Linked DNA regions of Homo sapiens: region 2 is linked to region 1. A link is a contact called in ENCODE Hi-C data. All regions are on one chromosome and are shown on one strand. The core of a region is the stretch at or near the end of the contact, and the rest is flanking DNA. Distances in the headings are between cores, read along the strand shown.

Region 1 (4,794 bases), core at 1,329-3,828:
ATTTGGCTAATGTAAGTATTGTGAGCACGTTTAAGGTAGGTTAGGCTAAGCTACAATGTTTGGTAGGTACATTAAATGCATTTTTGACTTACAGTATTTTCGACTTACAATGAGTTTATCAGCACATAACCCCTTCATAAGCTGAGGAGCATCTGTATATACTAAGCTTTTAATTATGTTTCTGAATGTACAAATCTGCAATATATATGGATTTCATACACTAATGTGATCTTTCAAGTCCTTAAGTACAGTATATACAAATATTATAATTAATCACGATCTAAATTGATAGTTTGGATTCTACCTGCATACAAATTATGGCCAGGAAGGGAAGCATGGGTCATGCACAATCAGCTATCAGAGTGGAACTCGGCAGCTCACCACAGCACCCAATTCTTTTACTTTATTTATATGTGGTGCCTTTTCTTCAGATTAAATCCAACTTTCCTCCCCTGGCCTCTTATTGTTACACTGCAGACACCAACCTTATTTCTTCTGGCATAAAATCTTGTGGCTGCCTGAACATAACATTGTAAATGTTATGTATAGCAAAGTATTGGAAAATTCAATGAAAAGGATCACTTAAAAAGTCATGTAATAGAGAAATCTTGCTTTTTAAACTTTAAGCCTAATTACTTAGCTCAGCAGTGACTTGGCAGAGATCCAAAAGATTCTTCAGCTCTTCCCTGCTTCTCTGAGGCAAGTTTCCAGTAACCCCTGCCTTCCCCCATTAATACATATGTATCCAAAGTGCAAAAAGAAGGAATTTGTTAAAAAAAAAAAAAAAATCAGACTCTACTTTCCCATTGCAATGTTAAGTATATACATAAAACATTTCTACCAGCTTTCACTTTTTAGATGGGCTACTTTTTCAGCTGAGTGGTAGGACACCAAAATGGGAAGGAGAAGTCAATGTCATAGAGTATAAATAGCTGTGGCCAAAAACAATATTGCAGAAGAGCCAACAGGAGAAAGGCTCCCCAAAATGCAGCAGGAGTGACTTAATTCCACGTCTTCATAGAGACCTCAGGGAAAACCACTATCAAGAAACAAAAGAAGGGTGGAAGCAACCAGCACTCACATATGGTCTTACAGTGTTTTCTTGGGTTTCTGAAACACATACACATATATTTAAAGTCTCAGATAGTATGGCAATGAAAAGGAAACTGTTCTTTATGTATGTCATATAGAAAACGTTACCCAATAGGAACACGGTCTTTTCTTAGATATGCTGAAAACCACTCATGAATACCTAGGCGGATTTTTAGTTATACTTAACTTACTTGAGATAGAATTTGCAATTACATTACACGGCAAATCTAAATCTAAACCTCACCTTAAACGTTGGAATGTGTTCCTATCATGATTCATTACACACAATCCAAAGGACCAGTAATTTCCCACCACACTAGTTAAAACGTTTTAGATCAGTGGGCTAAATTGCATGGGGCACACAATTCACTTTCTAAATGTTTGCTAGACACTTCAAGATTGTCCTCAAGTGTTCGAAGTCAGTAAGTTTACCAATATTCTGTAGCGGAACACACACACGCACTCGTTAGGCATCAGCAGCATTTACAAAACGCAGGCAATCATAAAGTTATATAAGAAAAGCAGTCTCGCCTCTGAGGAATTAGTTCAGGCATACAAGAATCCAGGAAATCGCATATCCTCCATGCGAGGCTGGGTCACAAGAACTAGGTAAAGAAACAAAGCAAAGTGCACTGGGAAACGAGGGCAGTAACAGCTGAAAAGATGCAGGCAACGCCACCAGCGGCATCTTCAAGCATTCCTTCTGAAGGGGAGTGTTTCTATGTTGTTTCTAATGAGCCACTGCTGACCTGAGTAACGGTACAAGCTGAAACCAACACAACCAGAAACGAAATCCACCATGTGGTAGACGAGACTAGGGGAGCAGCACGAATGGTCCACAGGCTAGGGGTCCAGAAGCTGTCATACCATGGGACTCGCGCACACCCTGGAGCTGCCACCTGCTTTCTATTTCCTCGGGGAGGGCCGGTGACGCGTGAACCCGAGAGGCACCAAAGGCAGGAATCCTGAAATCTGTGATTTCTAAACCCCGAGCTAAAAAAAGGTCCGTAGGGCCCGTCTCCCGCAGCTGGGCGACTCTTCCCCACGCGGCGCGCGGCCCGCGAGGTGGAAGGGTGAGAACTTCTAGGGGGCCAAACGAGGACCAGGAGACAAGTGGGGAGCGGGAAGTGCCTGCCTGGTCCGAATGCAGGGAGTCCGAGGTCGCGGTGCCACCTCCCTGTGAGGGTAGGCTGGGGGCGGGGCCGCGCGGAGCCCAACAGCCAGGGGCCAAGCAGGGTAATCCCCCCGGGGCGAGGGCGGGCACGGGAGAAGAGGGACGCCCCGGCCGCTACCTGCTGCTGGATTTTCCCGTCCTCCGTGACGACCCAGTGCGTGGTGGCGAAGGCCCCTCGTGCCGCCACACTCAGCAAGGCGGAAAGGCTGAGGAGCCAGCCTGGGCCGGAGCAAGGCGGCAGCTCGTACCGGCCACGAACCCCTACTGCCGCCGCCATCTTGCCCCCCCGGCCGGGCCGCTCACACCGGAAGCGGAAGCTAGTCTCCGGCGCCCGCCATCTTGAAGAGGTCGGCCCTGGAGGAGGAGCAGGAGGAGGAGCCGAGAGGGCGTAGCTCGCTGACTACCAAGTTTCCTCCACCTCGGTTTTGGCGGCCAGGAAGCGCGACCTTCGGCTACTCTCCCAGCTTGGCTTCAGGGATGGAGACCGCTTTTTAGTTATTGTTTTTCTGTGGGTGATACGATCTCGGAGCGTGGGAACCGGAGGGAGACAAAAGCAGTGGCTTAGGTGGCGCTTAAGCAGAAGTGAAAGGACTCAATTTTATTGTTTTTTAAATCTTTGTTTTTTCGTTTTATTTCTGGTAGATAGTTGGGGAACAAAAGGTGTGCTTTCGAACCACCTATGGGAAGAGAGGTGTTGCTTTTATTCTTAAAGTCTCACAATAGTGGAAGCTTCAGAATGGAGACGGTTGTTAGTTTAGGGCACCGCTGTCCAGTAGCACTATAATGCGAGCCACGTGTGGAATGTAAAATATAGAGGGAAGTAACCCTACTAGTACATTTTATTTAACTCAAAGTACACAAAATATTAATTCAATGTGGTCTGTACAAATCATTGAGATAGTTTAGTTTTTTTTTTTTTAACTAAGTCTTGGAAATCGGCATGTTACACTGACAGCTTATCTAGTCATATTTCAGGGGCTTAATACCCGCATGTGGCTAACGTACTGGTCAGCACAGGTCTAAGCTAGAGGTCTAGGTCTGGAGACCAGAAACATTGGCATCACCTGGGAGCTTTTTAGACCTGCACATTCTCGGCTCTTCTCCCTCTCCCCCGCAACCTGCTGAATCAGACTACATTTTAACAATAGCCTCAGGTGACTGGTATACATATTAAAGTTTGAGAACCACTTTCTTCTAGTGAACCAACAGGCAGGCAGGCAGGCGTCAAGCTTGGCTGCCAGCTTCTTGCTAGATATGTCATTTTAGGTCTTTCAAGATTGCCCTCTGTGTGTGTTATTTAAGGTTGGTATGCTTTTGGTTTTCTCCTTGGGAAAAGAAGGATGAGAATATTGTTTAACCACTTCTCTACACAAGTGTATGCAGGAGAGCAGTTGCTAAGTGTTTAAACACCACGCTATAGAAATGTAGAAACAACCACAGCATTGGTGTTTTTTTTTTCTTCATTCCAGGAACAGCTTTTCTTAAAGGCCTGAAGACTGAACATTCATTTCATTAAAAATATATGGCTTATTTGCTTTTTGCCTGGTACTCTGATAGTCTCTGGGTATGGAAATGTAACCATTGGGCAGTGTGCAATATAGTGAGATATTATTGGCAGGTTAACAATTAAAATACAGGATAATGGGGGTGTATGAATGCATATGTACAGGAGAGAGCAACCAACCAGGTGAAAAAAAGGTTTGGAGCTCAGGTGCTGGTTCAGGCAGAATAATAAGTGAAAAGGTGAAGTTGGCCGGGCGCGGTGGCTCACGCCTGTAATCCCAGCACTTTGGGAGGCCGAGGTGGATGGATCACTGAGGTCAGGAGTTCAAGACTGGCCTGGCCAAGATGGTGAAACCCCGCCTCTACTAAAAATACAAAAATCAGCCGGGCATGGTGGCGGGCACCTGTAATTCCAGCTACTTGGGAGGCTGAGGCAGAGAATTGCTTGAACACGGGAGGCGGGGATTGCAGTGAGCCGAGATCACACCACTGCACTCCAGCCTAAGTGACAGAGCGAGAATCCGTCTCAAGAAACGAAAAGGTGAAGTCAGTGGCATGTTTTAAGAGTTTCTTGGAGTTTAGACATAGGCAATAGGGAGTGTTTCAGAATTTTAAAATAGAGAAGTGGCAAATGATGGAATCCCTTTTGTCTCAGCATCTTATTTTTGGGGCATAGAGGTCAACCCTATTTCTTGTGTATAAAGCTGACATCATCATCATCTAACATTTCTTGAGTGTTTAATACGTACTGGGTCCTGTACATGCATAGTTCCTATTAATCGTCACAACTTACCAAGCTCTGGCTAGTTAAGTAAGTTGGCCAAGATCATATTGCTAAGTGGTAGAGCTCAGGTTTGGACTCAGATCCACCTGACTCTAGATCTGAGAGCCTGAGAATGAATGAATGTTAGTGAGGAATTTGAGAAAGGCCCCAGCATCACATATTTTGCTATCAGCAATTTCTTTGACCTTCACAAGTTAACCTCTAAAGGGGTGGAATTATAGCTTCTATAGCTTTATTATAC
Region 2 (4,683 bases), core at 1,034-3,533, 4.3 Mb before region 1:
TGTACATAGCACCTCTTCCCTTATCTATACTGCTGACTTCGGTTACCTATTCTCTGCAGATTCTTCCCAAAACCTCATCAGCAGCTTCTGCCTCACACCATTGGAAAATATTGTGGAGCAGACTGAATCCCCCAACCACCCACCCCTGGCAAGAGGCTCTGTGCCTCCCCATGCTCACTAGCATCAGTGGGACAAGGCAATATTATTTGGCACCATCAATGCACAAATCCAAGAATAAATAATCCAACCAGGTGTGGTGACTCACACCTGTAATCCCAGCACTTTGGGAGGCAGGTGGATCACTTGAGTTCAAGAGTTTGAGACCAGCCTGGGGCAACATGGCGAGACCCCATCTCTACTAAAAATACAAAAAAAATAGCTGGGCATGGTGGTGCACACCTGTGGTCCCAGCTAATTGGGAGACTAAGGTAGGAGGATCGCTTGAGCCCAGGAGGTGGAGGTTGCAGTGAGCCGAGATTGCACCACTGCACTCCAGCCTGGGTGACAAAGAGAGACCCTGTCTCAAAAAAAAAAAGAAAAGAATCCCCTGCTAAATAGTCTCTCTGGCTCAGCTTTATGTTTCTAGATTCAGTTAGAAGCAACTTGTTTCTTACAACTTTATTTTTTATTTATTTATTCTTTTGAGACTGAGTCTCGCCCTGTCACCCAGGCTGGAGTGCAATGGCGCAATCTTGGCTCACTGCAACCTCCAACTCCCGAGTTCAAGCGATTCTCCTGCCTCAGCCTCCCGAGTAGCTGGGATTACAGGCACCCGCCATCACACCCAACTAATTTTTGTACTTTTAGTACAGATGGGGTTTCACCATGTCGGTCAGGCTGGTCTTGAACTCCCGACCTCAGGTGATCCACCCACCTCAGCCTTCTAAAGTGTTGGGATTACAGGTGTGAGCCACCGTGCCCAGCCAATATCTGTATTTCAATATAAAGTTTTTTAAAAAAAACCCTTTCCTATGCATAATTTCACTTAATGCTCATAATAACCCTGAGAGATACACAGTAGTGTTAGATTTAGATACAAAAACTGGAAATTAAAGTAGCTAAAATGACAAATGGATGCAGTGGAAAAGCCAGGATCCAAATCCAAGTCTTTCCCCTACAGTACTTCACTCTGCTCCAAGCTCAGATTCACCAAATGTTGTTTGATAGAACACGTGAGCTGGGGCTGAAGGAGCAGGGACAATGCCTTTTTCACTTTTGCCTCTGATAGCCTGTAGACTGGTAGGCACTGAAGTATTTGTTCACTTGTGCAATAAATATTTATTGAGCACCTCGTATGTGCTGGGCACTGAAAACACAACCGTGAACAGAGGCTGTCACGGTTCCTGAACTCATGGAGCTTTCATTCCAGTGGAGGAGACATAATTTCAGTGATAATGCTACGACGGGGCACAATGTGGGAGAAAATAAGAGGGAGGTGGCCAGGCGCGATGGCTCCTCACTCCTGTAATCCCAGCACTTTGGGAGGCCAAGGCGGGTGAATCACGAGGTCAGGAGTTTGAGACCAGCCCGGCCAACATCGTGAAACCCCGTCTCTACTAAATAGACAAAAATTAGCCGGGCGTGGTGGCGTGTGCGTGTAATCCCAGCTACTAGGGAGGCTGAGGCAGGAGCATTGCTTGAACCTGGGAGGCGAAGGTTGCAGTGAGCTGAGATCGGGCCACTGCACTCCAGCCTGGGTGACAGAGCGAGACTCCGTCTCAAAAAAAAAAAAAAAAAGAAAGAAAAAGAAAAGGGGGAGGTAATTTTAGAATGGTCAGAGAAGGTTTTTTTGAAAAGATAACATTAATCAAACGAATAAATGAATGAAAAGCCACTCGCTAGCGGATTCATTATTTGCTATACTTATTTAGAGTTTGTCAGTCACGAGACTGTTACGGCTCTGATGCTGAGTATCTTTTGAATCCTATGTTGATGATGCCCAAAAGGCAAGTGCAGAGATGAAGCATAATGAAGAATCCTTTTCAATTTCTTTTCAGTCCTCTGACCTTGCCTCTGCCGTCACGGTCACACTCCCCCACTGACACTCCCATTCTTCTGTTTCCGGACACTTGCGGCCTGGAAGCGCATGTGCAAGAGAAACCGTCATTCCTGGTGAAGGGCGAGCCCCCGGCAGAACGCATGCGCCTCTGTCCCTTAAGCCCCGCCCCGACCTCAGCGCCCCCTCGCGAGCGCCTGCCGTTTCTCGGGGCGGGACGGGGGGGCGGGGACTGGGCGGAGAGGCGCGTGCTGCTGCGTGCGTGCGCGCGCGCCGCGGGCGGGCCAGTGAAACCGGCGGCCCTGGCACGTGACCTAGGACCGGCTCACCGGGTCGCTTGGTGGCTCCGTCTGTCTGTCCGTCCGCCCGCGGGTGCCATCATGGCGGACGCGGCCAGTCAGGTGCTCCTGGGCTCCGGTCTCACCATCCTGTCCCAGCCGCTCATGTACGTGAAAGTGCTCATCCAGGTATGAGGCGTCGCCGCTCCCTACCCCGCCCGGCGCCCCGTTCGGTCGCTGCTGCTCAGGGCGCCTGAGGATCGGCTCAGCCTTGCGGGCCTTTCATTCTCCCGAGATGCTGCTGCTCCTCCGCTGCCCTTTACCTCCCCGCAGGGACAGCTTCCTCAGTCCCGCGGCCCCGCTTGGGGGCCTCGCCGAGCCCTCGCCTCGCCGCCCAGCGTTGAGGCCCTCTCCTCCCTTAGCCAACCGCCACCCGGCCCTGCCCTGCCCGGCGGATCCTCTGAACTTTGGTTCTTCGTCACTGAGGTGGATCCTGGCCGGTCGCCACCAAAGGCTTCCGAACCCTCCCTCTCGCCCCTCCGAAATTCACATTCACCACTACTCCCCCCAAAATCTCAGACGCAAAACACGAAATACTCAGTTGAAGACAAATGTGAAGTTAGGTGGGAACCAACATTTTATTTTTTATTCCTTTTTTTTTTCTTTTTATGCTACTGTTACTACTGCTTTTCTGTTCCGAGGTTTTCGCACCAGATACTGAGAGAAACACAAGGAGCTCATTCAGAAGTGTTAATGAAGGGGTTGCTCTGTCAGATTTCGGAAGGATGCATTGAGCGCTTTCCAGCAGCGGCCCATGTGGCTCCTGACAATGAAAATCACATTTGTCAGAGCTGGAAATTAGTGAAGCTGAGTTTTAGCGAGTTTAAACATGGGAGTTAGTTTCTAATCTACTGTCAAATAATTATTACATGGTATTTTATATTCACATGCAGGTAGGCCAAGTAAGTGATAGACTTAGTGTTTCCAGTTCCTTTGCTATATCCCTGTAATGGGCAGGTCATTCTTTTTTTTATGCTTTTACTGAGAGTTGACATAATTACCTCATGCACTGTGCCTAGGAATGGAACAGTTTTTAGAACCCCTGTCTCGCCGTCTACTTTTCTGTAAAAAATAGGCAAGACACTAGAGAGGGCCCCATTTCTTATTCTTGAGTTGTTGGGAATCCAAATTATTTCTTGCTGAGTAGACCTGTGTGAATTCAGATTCCATATGTTAAAGGCTATTGCAAATAAATTCTTTGTACTTAGAACAAAGACTGATTAGAATGTACTGTAACATCCAAAACAGAATTGGCACATTTGGGGCTAGATAGCATCGGAGGTGACAGCATGTTGCAGTATATAGTAAGAACCCTTGGGGCCGGGCGCGTTCGCTCACGCCTTCCCAGCACTTTGGGAGGCCGAGGTGAGCGGATCACGAGGTCGATGTTTGAGACCAGTCTGACCAACATGGTGAAACCCCGTCTCTACTAAAAATACAAAATATAGCCAGGTGTGGTGGTGCGTGCACGTAATCCCAGCTAGTCGGGAGGCTGAGGCAGGAGAATCGCTTGAACCCGGGAGGTGAAGGTTGCAGTGAGCCGAGATCGCGCCATTGTACTCCAGCCTGGGCAACAGAGCAAAACTCAGCCTCAAAAAAACAAAACAAAACAAAAAAGAACCCACTACTCAATACTTCTCTGGGAGACGGGGTTTTCTAATGATGTTCAGAGCTCTTGCCCCAAAAACTTTGAATATTCTTAATTCTGATTTCACAACATCTATGTGTTGCCAAGTAGCCCAGGAGTTTTGGTGAAATTCCCAAATGCTCAGTTGTAAAAATAGTTACTTGGGCCGGGCACGGTGGCTCACGCCTGTAAATCCCAACACTTTGGGAGCCTGAAACAGGCGGTTCACCTGAGGTCAGGAGTTAAAGACTAGCCTGGCCAACATGGCAAAACCCCCTCTCTACTAAAAATACAAAAATTAGCTGGGTGTGGTGGTGGGTGCCTGTAATCCCAGCTACTCAGGAGGCTGAGGTACGAGAATGGCTTAAACCTGGGAGATGGAGGTTGCAGTGACCTAGATCGTGCCACTGCACTCCAGCCTGGGCGACAAGAGCGAAACTCTGTCTCCAAAAAATAAATAAGTAACTAAATAAAAATAAAAATGGTTACTTGGTAGCACTTTCAGGGAGCTCAGACAGGAGTTATTTGTTTATTTATTTGTTGTTGTTTTTGAGATGGAGTTTTGCTCTTGTCACCCAGACTGGCATGCAATGGCACAATCTCGGCTCACTGCAACCTCCGCCTCCCAGGTTCAAGCGACTGTCCTGCCTTAGCCTCTTGAGTAGCTGGGATTACAGGTGTCCGCCACCACACCTGGCTAATTTTTGTGTTTTTAGTAGAGA

The links. A loop is a pair of places that touch in the nucleus more often than their neighbours do. Pooled maps may share reads with other maps.
Region 2: a pooled map shows a loop between it and region 1 (16-fold over the local background). The contact joins the promoter of MTCH2 here to the promoter of TTC17 in region 1. A Hi-C loop is called at or near these places in 4 of 50 pooled maps.

Annotation. Positions count from the first base shown.
Region 1 is chr11:43,356,704-43,361,497 of GRCh38, reverse strand. TTC17 (tetratricopeptide repeat domain 17) reads right to left here and starts at 2,578. Exons shown (of 24, transcript NM_018259.6): 1 at 2,385-2,578. The coding sequence starts at 2,543. RefSeq lists a silencer at 2,240-2,319 and an enhancer at 2,450-2,719.
Region 2 is chr11:47,640,159-47,644,841 of GRCh38, reverse strand. It overlaps MTCH2 (mitochondrial carrier 2), which reads left to right and starts at 2,283. Exons shown (of 13, transcript NM_014342.4): 1 at 2,283-2,463. The coding sequence starts at 2,377. RefSeq lists a silencer at 2,093-2,362.